Linked DNA regions of Homo sapiens: all the other regions are linked to region 3. A link is a loop called in an ENCODE intact Hi-C map of the cell type or tissue named here. Cell type or tissue: PC-9. All regions are shown on one strand.

The links. A loop is a pair of places that touch in the nucleus more often than their neighbours do. Peaks named below come from ENCODE experiments on the same cell type or tissue, not always from the same donor. Only the 100,000 strongest peaks of a DNase experiment are listed, where the experiment ranks them.
Region 1: a loop joins it to region 3, with 5 times the contacts of the local background. A loop is called at or near these places in 102 of 110 quality-filtered maps.
Region 2: a loop joins it to region 3, with 2.5 times the contacts of the local background. A loop is called at or near these places in 8 of 110 quality-filtered maps.

The regions. Positions count from the first base shown.
Region 1 is chr11:63,619,668-63,624,667 of GRCh38, forward strand. It overlaps ATL3 (atlastin GTPase 3), which reads right to left. Exons shown (of 13, transcript NM_015459.5): 13 at 4,420-5,000. The region is part of intron 1 of LNCROPM (lncRNA regulator of PLAAT3 mediated phospholipid metabolism); the gene reads left to right. Among named protein-coding and RNA genes, the nearest start is that of LNCROPM, 5.9 kb to the left of the region's middle. In PC-9, no CTCF peak of the experiment used is centred here; a DNase peak (open chromatin) is centred at 2,934.
Region 2 is chr11:63,565,285-63,570,284 of GRCh38, forward strand. No RefSeq gene overlaps it. Among named protein-coding and RNA genes, the nearest start is that of PLAAT2, 4.4 kb to the left of the region's middle. RefSeq lists a cis regulatory region at 1,901-2,428 and enhancers at 2,221-2,270, 2,281-2,370. In PC-9, no CTCF peak of the experiment used is centred here; DNase peaks (open chromatin) are centred at 2,247 and 2,887; H3K4me3 peaks cover 1,088 bases; H3K27ac peaks cover 4,658 bases.
Region 3 is chr11:63,477,011-63,482,010 of GRCh38, forward strand. All of the region lies in intron 3 of PLAAT5 (phospholipase A and acyltransferase 5), which reads right to left. Among named protein-coding and RNA genes, the nearest start is that of PLAAT5, 12 kb to the right of the region's middle. In PC-9, CTCF peaks have their summits at 1,984 (motif pointing right) and 2,189; a DNase peak (open chromatin) is centred at 2,021.

The sequences.
Region 1 (5,000 bases), 140 kb after region 3:
CAGAGCAACAAATGAAATGATGCTTATAAAGTGCTGAGCCCTCAGATCACGAGGTCAGGAGATTGAGACCATCCTGGCTAACATGGTGAAACCCCGTCTCTACTAAAAATACAAAAAATTAGCTTGGAATGGTAGCAGCGCCTGTAGTCCCAGCTACTTGGGAGGCTGAGGCAGAATGGTGTGAACCCGGAAGGCGGAGCTTGCAGTGAGCTGAGATCGTGCCACTGCACTCCAGCCTGGGTGACAGAGGGAGACTCCGTCTCAAAAAATAAAATAAAATAAAATAAAATAAAAATAAAGTGCTGAGCCTGACGTCTGGCACGTGGTAAATCCTCACACAACACACGGTGGCTGTTATTAACATGAGAATAGGTATGTGCCCATCAACATCACATGATCTTCACCAGCTTTCTGACAAGGAGACTCAGAGGCAATATAAATACCATAGCTTTATGTGCCTTATCACTCATCAAACAAATTACGGAGCACCCTGAGCCAGGGACTGACTATAAGGTCATCCAAACCCAGGATGGACAGGTTCGGTTTTGAGGCAGCCGGGCTGACTTCTGCCTTTCCTCACCCTCTGCTTCCAGAAGCACCCAGATGTCACCTCCCTTATCTTTTCCTGTTGCTGTGCCAGAAAAAAAGCAAAACAAAACCAAAAAAAAATCATACTGGGAAGGGGGAACAGTACTGAGGGCTATGTATTTTCACTTCTCACACAGTTCTCAAAAGAGGAGCTCTCTAAGAAAGGCCCCGGGACTTACTGAGAAACTGCCCCATGATGCCACACCATCACCAACAAGACGGTCCTTACCCCCCGCACAGAGCAGGTGGACAGGTGGACTGTGATGCCAGGATCCAACTAGTGTCCACCTCCAAAGCTTCCAGGCTTTTCTGCATAGCATGGCTATGAAGCCCCATTCCTCTTGTGATAAGGAGGAAACTATTAATTTTTTTTTTTTTTTGAGACGGAGTCTTGCTATGTCTCCCAGACTAGAGTGTTGGAGTGCAGTGGCATGATCTCAGCTCACTGCAACCTGCGCCTCCCAGGTTCAAGCGATTCTCCTGCCTCAGTCTCCCAAGTAGCTGGGATTACAGGCCCACGCTACCACGCCTAATTTTTGTATTTTTAGTACAGACAGGGTTTTATCATTTTGGCCAGGCTGGTCTCGAATTCCTGAACTCAGATGATCTGCCTGCCTCAGCCTCCCAAAGTGCTGGGATTACAGGCATGAGCCACCATGCCTGGCCAGTTTTTAAGTATTTGTAATCTCTCCATTCTCTGCCTTCTAAGGAGGATAGATGGATCCTCCAGAATCCATTGTTTTGCTGACTCTCTGAGGAGGAATAGCTGAGCAGGTGGGAGAAAATTGCACAGGCTAATTTGCTTTGCAGGCCTAATAGGCCCAATGGGGAATCTGAGCAAGCTGGGTGACACACAGGAAGGCCAGGGCAGGAGAAAGAAAGGGTGCAAGGGTGACGAGAGAAAGTGAACAGGGAAACTGCATTTTGTTTTTTTTTTTTTTTTTTTAGGGAAACTGCATTTAAAGGGAAGCTGTTTGCAATGCTTCTTTGCACACAAGGAACAGAATCCACAAAGTTCACAACAAGGAACAGAAACCACAAATTTCACAACATGACAACATTCAAAATGGGAGTATGTCTCAAGTGCTCCACCAGCCAGCTGAATGCAGGGTTTTCACAGGTGTAAAACATGTGACTATGCCAATTTTGATAGTTTCCTCTGACCAGAAAAATCAGGCTTTTATGAAAGAAACCAAAAGTGAAGTATAACTTCCTTCTGAATCCCCTTTGAAACCCAAGTCCTACTGAAGAGGAAAGAGAACAAATCCCTATTGAAATGCCCTGAAGAGCTTCCACTGCCTAAATGTGCAGCATAACCATCTCTACCTTCTCTTTAAAAAAAACATTCTAGAGGCTGGGCACGGTGGCTCACGCCTGTAATCCCAGCACTTTGGGAGGCTGAGGCGGGCGGATCACAAGGTCAGGAGTTCGAGACCAGCCTGACCAACACGGTGAAACCCCATCTCTACTAAAAATACAAAAATTAGCATGGTGGTGCGTGCCTGTAATTCCAGCTACTCAGGAGGCTGAGGCAAGAGAATCGCTTGAACCCGGGAGGCATAGGTTGCAGTGAGCCGAGATTGAGCCACTGCACTCCAGCCTAGGCACAGAGCGAGACTCTGTCTCAAAAAAAATAAGATAAAAATAAAAATAAAACATTCCAGAAGGCCAGGACTGGTGGCTCACGCCTGTAATCCCAGCACGTTGGGAGGCCAAGGTGGGTGGATCACATGAGGTCAGGAGTTCAAGACCAGCCTGGCCAACATGGCGAAATCCCGCCTCTACCAAAAATACAAAAATTAACTGGGCATGGCAGCGGGCGCCTGTAATCCCAGCTACTCAGGAGACTGAAGCAGGAGAATCGCTTGAACCCGGGAGGCGGAGGTTACAATGAGCCAAGATTGCACCACTGCACTCCAGCCTTGACGACAGAGCAAGACTCAGTCTCAGAGAAACAAACAACAACAACAAAAAAATTCCAGAACCTTTAACCTGGGAAATGTCCAGGTTTTGTGTCTCTTGTTGTTCAATGGCCATTGTTAACTGGAATTGGTTATCTGTAATGGATTATTTGTTTTGGTCTGCCCAGCAGTCTTTCATTTGGTGACTCCATGTGGTTCTGGTGGAGCTGTCAGTCATAGCACGTGGTCATCACTCTGACTACAGACACCTGCACCCTAGGTCTGGCTGGTTATAATGCCTCAGAGGCCAGGCTAGTGTTGACCATGGAAGGAGCATGACTCAAGCCAAACAAATCAGAAGCCTTCTCTGGAATGGAGATATACACACGTGTTTTTTCATAGGTAGCTCAAAAAAAAAAAAAGCCTGTTTCCTCAGGGCACATTAAAGTGGGATGACATAAACCTGGAACCACTGGTGCCTGTCCTCCCCTGGGGCATGGAGGAAACCTATCTGCAACAGCAGATAAATAGGTCACTGAACACTGAAATAAGAGCCCTGTTGACATTTGAGTTCCTCCAGTGCCTGATGTCAGCTTTACCCCTATATGTCCGATTACAAGAAACTTTTTCCCAGTTAACAATTTTTTCCTTCTTTAAGCTAATTAGAGTTGGACTTGTCTTTTGCAAAGTGATATATGATAATCAAAAGCAAGAATGTCAATGCGCCAAAGACAAGCCAGCTTGCTTGACTGCTCCCCATCTATACAGGACCGCATTCGTCACCCTGGTCCTTCCTTCTCCCCAGTTTATGCTGAGAGCGTCTACACATCAGTGTAGATGGTGGCACCCAAGTCCTGAATCTTTGTTTTCACCATACTCTTCACATCATCAGCCTCTGAGTTTGCCCCTTCCCTGCTAAACTGTGATGAACTCAAGGGCAGCACCTGGCAAAGCACCTGACACATGGTAACAACCAGGGATGGATGGTTGGATAGAGAAAGTCTGCTGATCCCACCCAGTGTTTCCAACTTGGGAAGAAATCTTTTTACTGTAGGGCTAAATGGGGTATGTCTAGCTATTTGTCGTATTTGAGAAGTTCAATTCAATCTCCTCACTGTGTCCATCAGTGAAAGAGAAAGCTTTAAGTAGAGATTTACGTTCCCTGCCCCCACCCCTGAAGAGCAACTGTTTAATCAGCTGGCTCCAGATGGGGCAACTAAATGAAAGTGCTACAAATTCAGAGGTCTTCACAAGTCCATGTTACTGTAAATGAAATTTGCGTAATTTTTTTTGAGAGACAGGGTCTTGCTGTTGCCCAGGCTGCAGTACAGTGATGGGACCGTAATTCACTGCTGCCTCCAACTCCTGGGCTCAAGTGATCATCCTGCCTCAGCCTCCAGAGCAGCTAGGACTACAGGTGCGCACCGTCATGCCTGGGTTTGTTTTTTGTTTTTTCCAGAGACGGGGTGGAAGGTGTCTCCATATGTTGCCCAAGCTGGTCTCAAAACTCTTGGGCTCAAGTGATCATCCTGCCTCAGCCTCCCGAGTAGCTAGGACTACAGGTGGGTGCCACTATGCACTTTTATTTTGTAGAGACAGAGGTGGAAAGTGTCTCCATATGTTGCCCAAGCTGGTCTCAAATTCCTGGGCTCAAGCATTTCTCCCACCTCAGCCTCCCAAAGTGCTGATTACAGGAGTGAGCCACGACACCTGGCCCTTGTGCTCACTTTTAAGCAACCCTGCCAACAATAGAGCCTTCTCCAGGACTATGCTAGTAAGACACTTGTTCAGTGTCGTTTTGTAGGACAGAGAAAGCTAACTCAAACCACATTGCCACTATCCCGTCAGAAGTCTTATTCACTTTGCCAAGCCAAACTATTTCACAGAACCTCCCATATTAAAAACACAGAGAAAGAAAACACAGATAACATGGTGTTGTGATCTTTATTCCATTAAATGATCTTACAAATTGGAGTAAAACAGAAACATGCTTTTAATATACTAATAGCATAATCTCATCCCATTGCACTTTTTAAAAACTATATTAAGTTTCAAAGCCACTCAAAGGCAAGGGTCTAGCAGACAGTACTTTTAACAAATCATTTTTTAAAATAAAAAAACCTGAGGAAAATTTGTGTATGTACAAGATTAGTATTAACTCCTTTAAGGCTTACATCCATGACAGCATGTATCTAATTAGAAAGCTATGGGAATCAATGCTACCTTCCCTTGCTCATAAAAACATTTAAACTGTAGTTCTGGCACACGAAATTTGCCCCAAAGAAAAATGTCTTTCAAAGCCCTTCTGTCCCTAGATCTGTTTTGCAAAGTTTCTGATATGGGGTACTTAGGTCACTAATGACAGGAATTAGGATCTTGTCTTCTTTCTTGTTCATTATTTTTATTTGTGGCTTAATGTTTCACCTGTATGTGAAAGATTTGGGGGTTCAAGTCACAGTGCTGAATTTTACTTTTTAAAAGAAAAACTATCAAAAATTGCTTTTAAAAAAT
Region 2 (5,000 bases), 88 kb after region 3:
CCTCCAGCCTCCAGCCTCCAGCAACCCAGTTCCCCTTTCTAGAGGCAATGTTATCTTTCTATGTACATGCCAGGAATATCTTGGGCTACATATAATTTTAATGGGCTTTGGCCGGGCACAGTGGCTGATGCCTGTAATCCCAGCACTTTTGGAGGCCAAGGTGGGTGAATCACTTGGGTCAGAAGTTCGAGACCAGCCTAGCCAACATGGCAAAACCCCGTCTCTACTAAAAATACAAAAATTAGCTGGGCTTGGTGGCGCACGCCTGTAGTCCAGCTGCTCGGGAAGCTGAGGCAGGAGAATCTATTGAACCTGGGATGCAGAGGTTGCAGTGAGCCAAGATCACGCCACTGCCCTCCAGCCTGGGTTACAGAGTGAGACTATGTCTCAGAAATAAATAAATAAATAAATAAAGGATTTTATTAAATCTTATATCCATATAGAAGAATAATTGCAACATAAGTATAAAACACTAGAAATAATAACAAAACAGGTACCAATAAACCTAGTTGAAGAAATAGAAAATAACCAATTTCTTAAATAAGCCCTGTGTCCCACAAAAACCTGTCCACAGATGTTCATAGCAGCCGTGGTGGTTAATTTGTTGTGTCAATCCGACAGGGCCATGGGGTGCCCAGATGCTGTGTGATGTCTGGGCATGTCTGTTGAGGTGCTTCCAGATGAGATCAGCATTTGAATTGGTGGAATGGGTGAAGCAGATGACCCTCCCTTATGTGAGTGGGGAGCATCAATCTGTTGAGGGCTTGATTAGAACAAAGCTAGAGGAATGAGAAATTCGTCCCCTTTTCGTCTGCCTCACTACTTGTGTTGAGATAGCTCACCTCATCTTCTGCCCTCATACTGGGATTTACTCTATCGGCTCCCTGGATTCCCAGGTCTTTTGACGCAGACGGAATGATACCACTGCCTTTCCTGAGTCTCCAGGGTCTCTAGCCTGCAAACAGCAGATGGTGGGACTTCTCAGCCTCTGTGATTGCTGCAGCAGCTAATTTTTTGTAAGAAATCTTGATGGGGCCGGGCATGGTGGCTCACGCCTGTAATCCCAGCACTTTGGGAGGCCGAGGCGGGCGGATCACGAGGTCAGGAGATTGAGACCATCCTGGCTAACTCGGTGAAACCCCGTCTCTACTAAAAAATACAAAAAAAAACAATTAGCTGGGCGTGGTGGTGGGCACCTGTAGTCCCACCTACTCCGGAAGCTGAGGCAGGAGAACTGCATGAACCCGGGAGGCGGGGCTTGAAGTGAGCCAAGATGGCGCCACTGCACTCCAGCAGAGGTGACAGAGCGAGACTCCATCTCAAAAAAAAAAAAAAAAGAAATCTTGATGGATAGATAACCTCCCATTGGTTCTGTTTCTCTGAAGAACCCTGACTAATACTCAGCATTATTCATAATTGCCAAAAGGTGACACCCAAGTGTTCATCAACTGACGAATAAATGACGAAATGTGGTATATTCGTATGATGTGATATTATTCAGCCATAAAAAGGAAGTACTGATACATGCTAAAATATAGAGGAAGCTTGAAAACATGATAAGTGAAAGAAGCTGGTCACAAAAGCCATATAGTATATGATTCCATTTATTTGAACTGTCAAGAATGGGAAAACACACAGAGACATAAAGCAAATTCATGATTGTAATGATTATTTAGGGATGGAAGGGCTAGGGGATTCAGGTTGTGTTTCTTTTTAGGTGATGAGAAGGTTTTAAAGTTGATTGTGGTAATAGTTTCATGACTGTGAACATGCTAAAGGGCATCGAATTATATACTTTAGTAAGTGAACTATATGGTACTGAGGCAGGATAGATAGTCAAGGAGATGACCACGTCCTTGGGACATGGCAACCACACTGTCAACAGCACAATGAGCCCTGTAACCATGTTCATTGGGACATAGCAACCGCACCAACAACACAACAAACCTCAGCACTCACATTGTAATCAAGCTCATCCAAGCAGAACTACCTTCACTGGGGACTTTCCCCTGTAGAGAGCATGTGCATTTTCACTTTGCTTGTCCTCAGAATGACCCTTTGCTCATTATAATAGTAAAAAACACACCCCTGGGTAGAGATTTAAGACGGCAATGAGACATGCAATGTATGAACAAGCATGTACAGCAACTGCTCATGTGCACCCAGAGGACCACCCAGAACATGATTACTAGGAACACACCTCTTCCCACCCACTATGAATAATCACATAAGACTCTCATAAAGGGAGTTCCCTCAGAGCCAGTCTTTGCTGACTCACTCTTGATCAGCCCACTCTGACTTATCTTTCAGAGTGTACCTTTCAGAGTGTATCTTTCAGAGTTTTATCTTTGCACTAAATTACTTTCAGCTGTTTCTTTTTACACTCAGCTTTCAGAGTGTTCTTTCTCTTTTGCAATACATTGCTTTCTGTTGTTCCTCTATGGTTGTGTCTCTTGTTAAAATTATTTTAACCAAGAAGACAAGAACAGAGGTCTCACAATCACCGTCAACAGTATGTAAATTATACCTCAGTGAAGCTATTACCAAAAAAATTAACCCTGTGTTCCTCTTCCTCCTAATGCAGTTGTAGCCACTCTCCTGAATTTTGTCTCTATTGTCCTATTGATTTTTAAATTTTTTTATAAACACATCCCTTAATAATATATAAATGTAATCCTTAACAATATACATTTAGTTTATAATTTTTAAAGTTTGTAAAAGTAGAATCAAACATCAAGCATTCCATAACAATATTTTTGGTTCAATATTAGGTTTCATACCCATGTTGATTGGCCATAGCTATTCATTCATTTGCATGGTACTCCCATGTGGCAAATGGGAATGTGCCACAGTTTACTTATCCTGACTCCTGTCAACAATCACTGGAGGTTGTATATAGTCCATTCTCACACTGCTATGAAGAAATACCCAAGACTGGGTAATTTATAAAGGAAAGAGGTTTAATTGACCCACACTTCCACATTGCTGGGGGGCCTCAGGAAACTTACAGTCATGACAGAAGGCAAAGGAGAAGCAGGCACCTTCTTCACAGGGCAGCAGGATGGAGTGAGTGCAAGCAGGGGAAATGCCAGATTCTTATAAAACCACCAGATTGGCCGGGTGCGGTGGCTCACGCCTGTAATCCCAGCACTTTGGGAGGCCGAGGCAGGCGGATCACGAGGTCAAGAGATCAAGACCATCCTGACCCACATAGTGAAACCCCATCTCTACTAAAAATACAAAAATTAGCTGGGTTTGGTGGTGCAAGTCTGTAGTCCCAGCTACTCAGGAGGCTGAGTCATCAGAATCGCTTGAACCCGGGAGGCGGAGGTTGCAGTGAGCCAAGATCGCACCACTGCACTCTAGCCTGGTGACAGGGCAAGACTCCATCTCAAAAATAAATAAATAAATAAATAAAAATAAGATCTCACAAGATTCACGTACCATCATTAGAACAGCATGGGGGAACCACCCCCACGATCCCATTACCTCCACCTGGTCCTGCCTTTGACACGTGGGAATTACAATTCAAGATGAGATTTTGGGTGGGGACCACCGCCAAACCATATTAGGGGTGTTCCCAGTGTGTCACCATTACTGAACAGGTTACTGTTAATACTCTCCATAGTATGTTTTGATAAACAGATGTTCTTATCTAATGTAATGAAATTTATCTCTTTGTACCTTACTTTTTGTCTTTATTTTTTGTGCTTATGAACTACAGTAAGGTCATAAAGATGTTCTCCTGTATTTGCTTCTAAAAATTGACATTTGGCCAGGCACGGTGGCTCACACCTGTAATCCCAGCACTTTGGGAGGCTGAGGTGGGTGGATCACCTGAGGTCAGGAGTTCAAGACCAGCCTGGCCAACATGGTGAAACCCATCTCTACTAAAAAATACAAAAATTAGCCAGGCGTGGTGGTGCACGCCTGTAATCCCAGCTACTCAGGAGGCTGAGACACAAGAATTGCTTGAACCCAGGGGGCAGAGGTTGCAGTGAGCCAAGATCATGCCACTGCACTCCAGCCTGGGCAACAGAGCGAGACTCTGTCTCAAAAATAAAATAAAAATAAAAATTGACATCTGTCCTTCACATGTAAGTCTGAAATTCTCCCCAAACTGACTTTTTCTGTGCAGTGCAAAGTCCATGTGGTTATATGTGAATACCATTTACTAGTTAGGGATCAACAAACTATAGCCTACAGGCAAATGCAGGCCTTCATCTGTTTTTGTTTTGTTTGTAATAGACACTGGGTGTCACTATGTTGCCCAGTTCAAATAATCCTCCTGCCTCTGCCTCCCAAAGTGCTGGGATTATAGGTGTGAACCACCATGCCTGGTCTCCTTTGCCCGTTTTTGTACAGCCCAGTAGCTAATAATGGTTTCTGCATTTTAAATGGCTGAGAAAAACAAAAAGAAAGCTAATAACTCATGACCCATGAAAATTATATGAAATTTAAATCTCAATGCACATAAAGTTTTATTAGAACATATCCATGATCATTTGTTCACGTACAGTATTGTCTATAGCTGCTCTTACAATACCACAGCAGAGGTGACTAACTACAACAGACACTGTGAACACCACGTAAGGCTGTCTAGCCCTTACCAAAAAAGTTTGCCAATCCCTCAATAGTTCATCCTTTCCCCCCATGATCTGCAGTACTGTCTCTGTTGTAAATTAGAGTTTCATTTATTTGTGGGTCTGTTTTGGAAATTTGGCTCAATCCATTGGCCAATTTAACTATCTCTACACCAAAAATACACTATCTTGATCACAATAATAATTTATAATAAGCCTTAATAATAACACAAGTCTCCCTGCCTGATGTTCCTTCTTTGTTAATGAAATAGCTAACCCTGCCTCTTTACTTTTCCAAATACATTTCAGAATCTGGCTTCCAATTCCAGGAAAGACCTTGTTGGGATTTGGTTTGGAATCACATTGAATCCATAGGTGAGTTTTGAAAGAAACTGACATACTTATGCCATTGAGGCT
Region 3 (5,000 bases):
TCAACCCCAGTATTTTCATTTGGTGCTTCTTTATCATTTCTACCTCCTTATTAATATTGTATATTTGATCGGTCATTGTCATTCCACTTTCCTTTAATTCTTTAAACTTGATTTTATTTACTTCTTTAAATATACTCAAAATAGCAGTTTAGAAGTATTTGCTACATGCAACATGTAGGCCCACTAGGAAACAGTCTCTACTGTTTTTGTGTGTATGGGTCCCTCTTTCCTGTTTCTTTGCAGGTCTCATAATTTGTTGTTGAAAAACTGGACGTTCTAGGTAACATACCGTAGCAACTGTGGGCTCTGATCTCCTTCCCCACCCAACCAGGGCGGACGGTTGTTGCTGTTTGCTTGTTTGTTTGTTGTTTGTTTAGTGACCCACCTGGACTGATTCTGTGATGTCTGTTTGTCTCACAGCATGTAACCACTGAGATATCTGCTTAGAGTTTTTTTCTTGTTTTTATTTTTATTTATTTTTTTGAGACAGAGTCTCGCCGTGTCGCCCAGGCTGGAGTGCAATGGTGTGATCTCGGCCCACTGCAACCTCCGCCTTCCAGGTTCAAACGATTCTCCTGCCTCAGCCTCCTGAGTAGCTGAGATTACAGGTGCCTGCCACCATGCACAGCTAATTTTTGTATTTTAGTAGAGACAGGGTTTCACCATGTTGGCGAGGCTGGTCTCGAACTCCTGACCTCATGATCCGCCCACATCAGCCTCCCAAAGTGCTGGGATTACAGGCGTGAGCCACAGTGCCCGGCTTCTTGTTTTTAAGCCTGGCTTCCTAGATCGGCATAGCTTAATGGCCAGAAGTTGAGCCACACCTTGTGCCGCGAAGGCTTTACCTTTTGTCAGTGGATCTCTGTGTGGCTTGGAGAATTCATTCAAAGTTCCAGATTTTTATGAGTCTCCAGTCTGTCCTGAATGTGAATGTGTATGCAGCCTTGTGCATACCTTCTAGACCACCAGACACATGTGGCAGCTTTTCAAGACCCTCTTTAGTTGTATCATTACCTGGATTTCCATGTTAAATTTTTGGCAGGCCTGTTGGCCTATTGCTTGTCCTAACCAGTACTGCAACCTCAAGCTAGCTGCAATTTTGGTCTTCCATGATTGTCACTGAGATAACTCTTGTTTTCAACAACCCTGGGCATGGAAGTAAAGTCAGTCACCCTCTGCTGCCACGCCATTCCCTCCCACAAGCCCCACCCACCTGGATAGAACTTCCTTACCACAACCGCAGAGCTGGAGGTGAAGGGGCAATGCTAAAACACTACAGACTTCCACTGTTCTTTCTGAGAACCAATAGACTTTCTTTTTTTTTTTTTTAGACGGAGTCTTGCTCTGTTACCCAGGCTGGAGTGCAGTGGCGCGATCTCAGCTCACTGCAACCTCCGCCTCCCTGGTTTCAAGGGATTCTCCTGCCTCAGCCACCCGAGTAGCTGGGACTACAGGCTCGCGCCACCACGCCCTGCTGATTTTTTGTATTTTTAGTAGAGACGGGGTTTTACCGTGTTAGCCAGGATGGTCTCAATCTCCTGACCTGCCCGCCTTGGCCTCCCAAAGTGCTGGGATTACAGGCGTGAGCCCACGCCCGACCACGGATGGACTTTCTTAAATTAACCCTTCTCAATCTGTTGTATGGCTTTGGTCAAATTTCCAGTCTTTAAATGACTGTCTTTGGCAATTTTGTCTGGCTTCATAATTGTTTTGGGAAAAGAGGATTTGCTGAGATCTGCACTCAGCCATTCCACAAGTCCTGCCCACTTGCAGCAATGAGTTTTTGTGGGCACAAAGCAAACAGTATACACTACAATATTTCATGGAAGGAACTGAGGCCAAGAGAGAGGAAGTGCTTTGTCTAAAGTCCCACAGCAAGTCCATGGTCGAGCTAGGACCAGAACTACTCCCTTGCCCCTGCCAACAAACCAACTCTTTCTTCTGCCTTAAAGGGAAAATGTAATGGCAGCCACATATCCACTAGAGGGCTCCCCATACCAGGCTTCTCACCCAGAAAGCAGAATGATATTGCAGGAGACTTCAAACTGGACTTCATTTTCTTTTGCCATAAGCCCAGGGAAAGCAGTAGGGATATCCCCCACCATAAATCCCGGAAGCCGGTAGTATACAGAAGAGGTTGAGTGCTACGAGTTGGGAAGACAGCATGTGAGTGATGTAGATGGATACAGAGGAGCAGAAAGCAGCCAAGAGAGTAAGTGAAGAAAGGCAAAGTGGAGGAGAGCTCTTTCTCGTCCTTTGAAGAAGACTAAAAAGGAACAATAGCAAATAGTATTTTCTTTGTGATTCAGATAGTAATAAGACTATATTGCTTTAAGCAGATGCCTCTGTCTTCATAAATGGCAAAGGATCAGAGAAACTGTTTTAAAATGTTCATAAGAAAGTCTGAAGTTTAAATATTTTGAAGCTCATTTTAAAAAATCAAGTCAGGTTCAACATTTGCATGTGCAGATGCAGGTAAACAGTTAAATTGCCTTTAATTTATAATTTAGGTATATACAGATTTTTGATTCATAGATTGTCTAATTATTTTTTCCTTTCAGACATAGGTAAATGAGAGAGGAAGAGAAGTTATTTAGCCTAATTTCTTTATATGAACATATGTGCTAAGCTGAGGCCATTTCTGCTATTATACACACATGACACAGGAGACCCCATAGGCCCATCCTCACTGTTACAGTAATCTAAGGACCATTACTATCTAAGTCCTGACACTGGTCAGGAAGAAAAACAGAAATGCCCATGGACAAAAGATGAACAAGAAGTGAAGAACAGGCGCCAGAGCTCAAATCAATCCAACTCAGGCTATTATTTCTGGCATTGATCAGGGTGAAGGAAATGGCAGTAACAGTAAGATTATGGGACAGGTTTTTCTGAGTCACTCCAGAGGGAAAGCCACTTGACACGTTATGTTACTCTTGAACTAACCCCTGATTCCATCTCACTCTACCTGACCACAGACCCCAATACCTTAGAGTCCTAACCAATGCCTTTCACCCACCATCCACCATATCTAGTGGAGGGCAGGGCTCTCAGAGTCGGCCAAGCCAGCTGGACGGTCACGTCTGTTCTTTGTAGGAACATGCGGTCCGTTCTTCACCATCCCTCCACCTTGGACATATTTCCCCACCAACCAAATAGCCAGTTACTTCCCACTCAACATGGCTAGGTCATTCCCTATGACAACAAACAAGCAATCAATCAAATCCTTGTTGTTGTTTCCTGGAAAACTGACAGCAAGAAGATAACCCAATTCATTGTGAGGCCAATCTAAGCCAGAAGAAAGCTCAGAAAACCCAAGTTCTGTTCATCAAGGATGTCGAACAAGCTTTGTGGTACAGAAAACAGAAGGCTCAGGGATTGGAGAAGGAAAGAGGAGGGAATTTTGGAATTTTAAGTATTTTCTTTTGCATTTTAATACTCTCTCATCTGCAATATTGCCACTGGATGAGGTAGTAAGGTATAAAACTAAATGGGATTCACAGAGACTTAACAGTTATCCACTCTCTTGTTAAATTTCCTCCCACTGTAAATCGATTATATTGAGTATTGATTCTCAGCCTTGGTTACAAATTGAAATCGCCTGTGGAGCTTTAAAAAGTTCAGATTGGTCTGGAGTATAGCCTGGGTGCCAGAGTTTTAAAAGCTCCTTAGGTGAGTTTAAGGTGCAGCCAAGGTTGCGGTTATACTGGGGTCTTTTCTACAGTCCCATCCTTCCCTTTTTCTTTTCTTTAACATCTCTCCAGCATTTCATGAAGTTCTGCTAACTTCATGAGCCACAGAGTAGCTGTCTGTATGCTACAGAGCCGCCTCCAATCCCAGTTGATGCTGGTACCTTCAATTCTAGGTGAAGATTTTGCTGCCCTGTTTGCCTTTGTGTGATTGGATTAATTCGAAAGCCTTGTCTTCAAGCTCTTTCTTTTATTAATACTTGTTCAGTTCTATTTCCCATGCATTTTGTATATCTCTAAGTGTGTCTTTCATTTCCATAAGTTGTGCTTTTAATTTATAATTTCTATTTTTCTGGAGCATTTTTCATCCATATGCTGTATTGTCTTAAAAAATTGCTTTAACTTGGTTTTCACCTTTCTCTGGTATCTCCTTGAATAGCTTAATAATCAACCTTCTGGGCTGGGTGTGGTGGCTCACGCCTATAATCCCAGCACTGTGGGAGGCTGAGGCAGGTGGATCACCTGAGCTCAGGCGTTCAAGACCAGCCTGGCCAATATGGCAAAACCCCTCCTCTACTAAAACTACAAAAATTAGTGAGACATGGTGGCACATGCCTGTAATCCCAGCAACTGGGGAGGCTGAGGCAGGAGAATCACTTGAACCTGGGAGATGGAGGTTGCAGTGAGCCAAGATCGTGCCATTGCACTCCAGCCTGGGTGACAGAGCAAGACTCCATCTCAAAAATAATAATAATAATAATAATCAACCTTCTGAATTCTGTTTGTCCCTTTAGAATAAATGTTCATTTCAAAGCTCCCCGTACATCTGCACAGGCTGGCAACCCAGCTCTGGCCCTTCTCCCGGAAACAGGTGCCCACTTAGAGAAACTCCTATTTTCTAAGGCCTCCTATCTGACAAAGAAAAAAATAATCATAGCAAAGACTTGGAACCAACCCAAATGTCCAACAATGATAGACTGGATTAAGAAAATGTGGCACATATACACCATGGAATACTATGCAGCCATAAAAAATGATGAGTTCATGTCCTTTGTAGGGACATGGATGAAGCTGGAAACCATCATTCTCAGCAAACTATCGCAAGGACAAAAAACCAAACACCGCATGTTCTCACTCATAGGTGGGAACTGAACAATGAGAACACATGGACACAGGAAGGGGAACATCACACACCAGGGACTGTTGTGGGGTAGGGGGAGCGGGGAGGGATAGAATTAGGAGACATACCTAATGCTAAATGATGAGTTAATAGGTGCAGCGCACCAACATGGCACATGTATACATATGTAA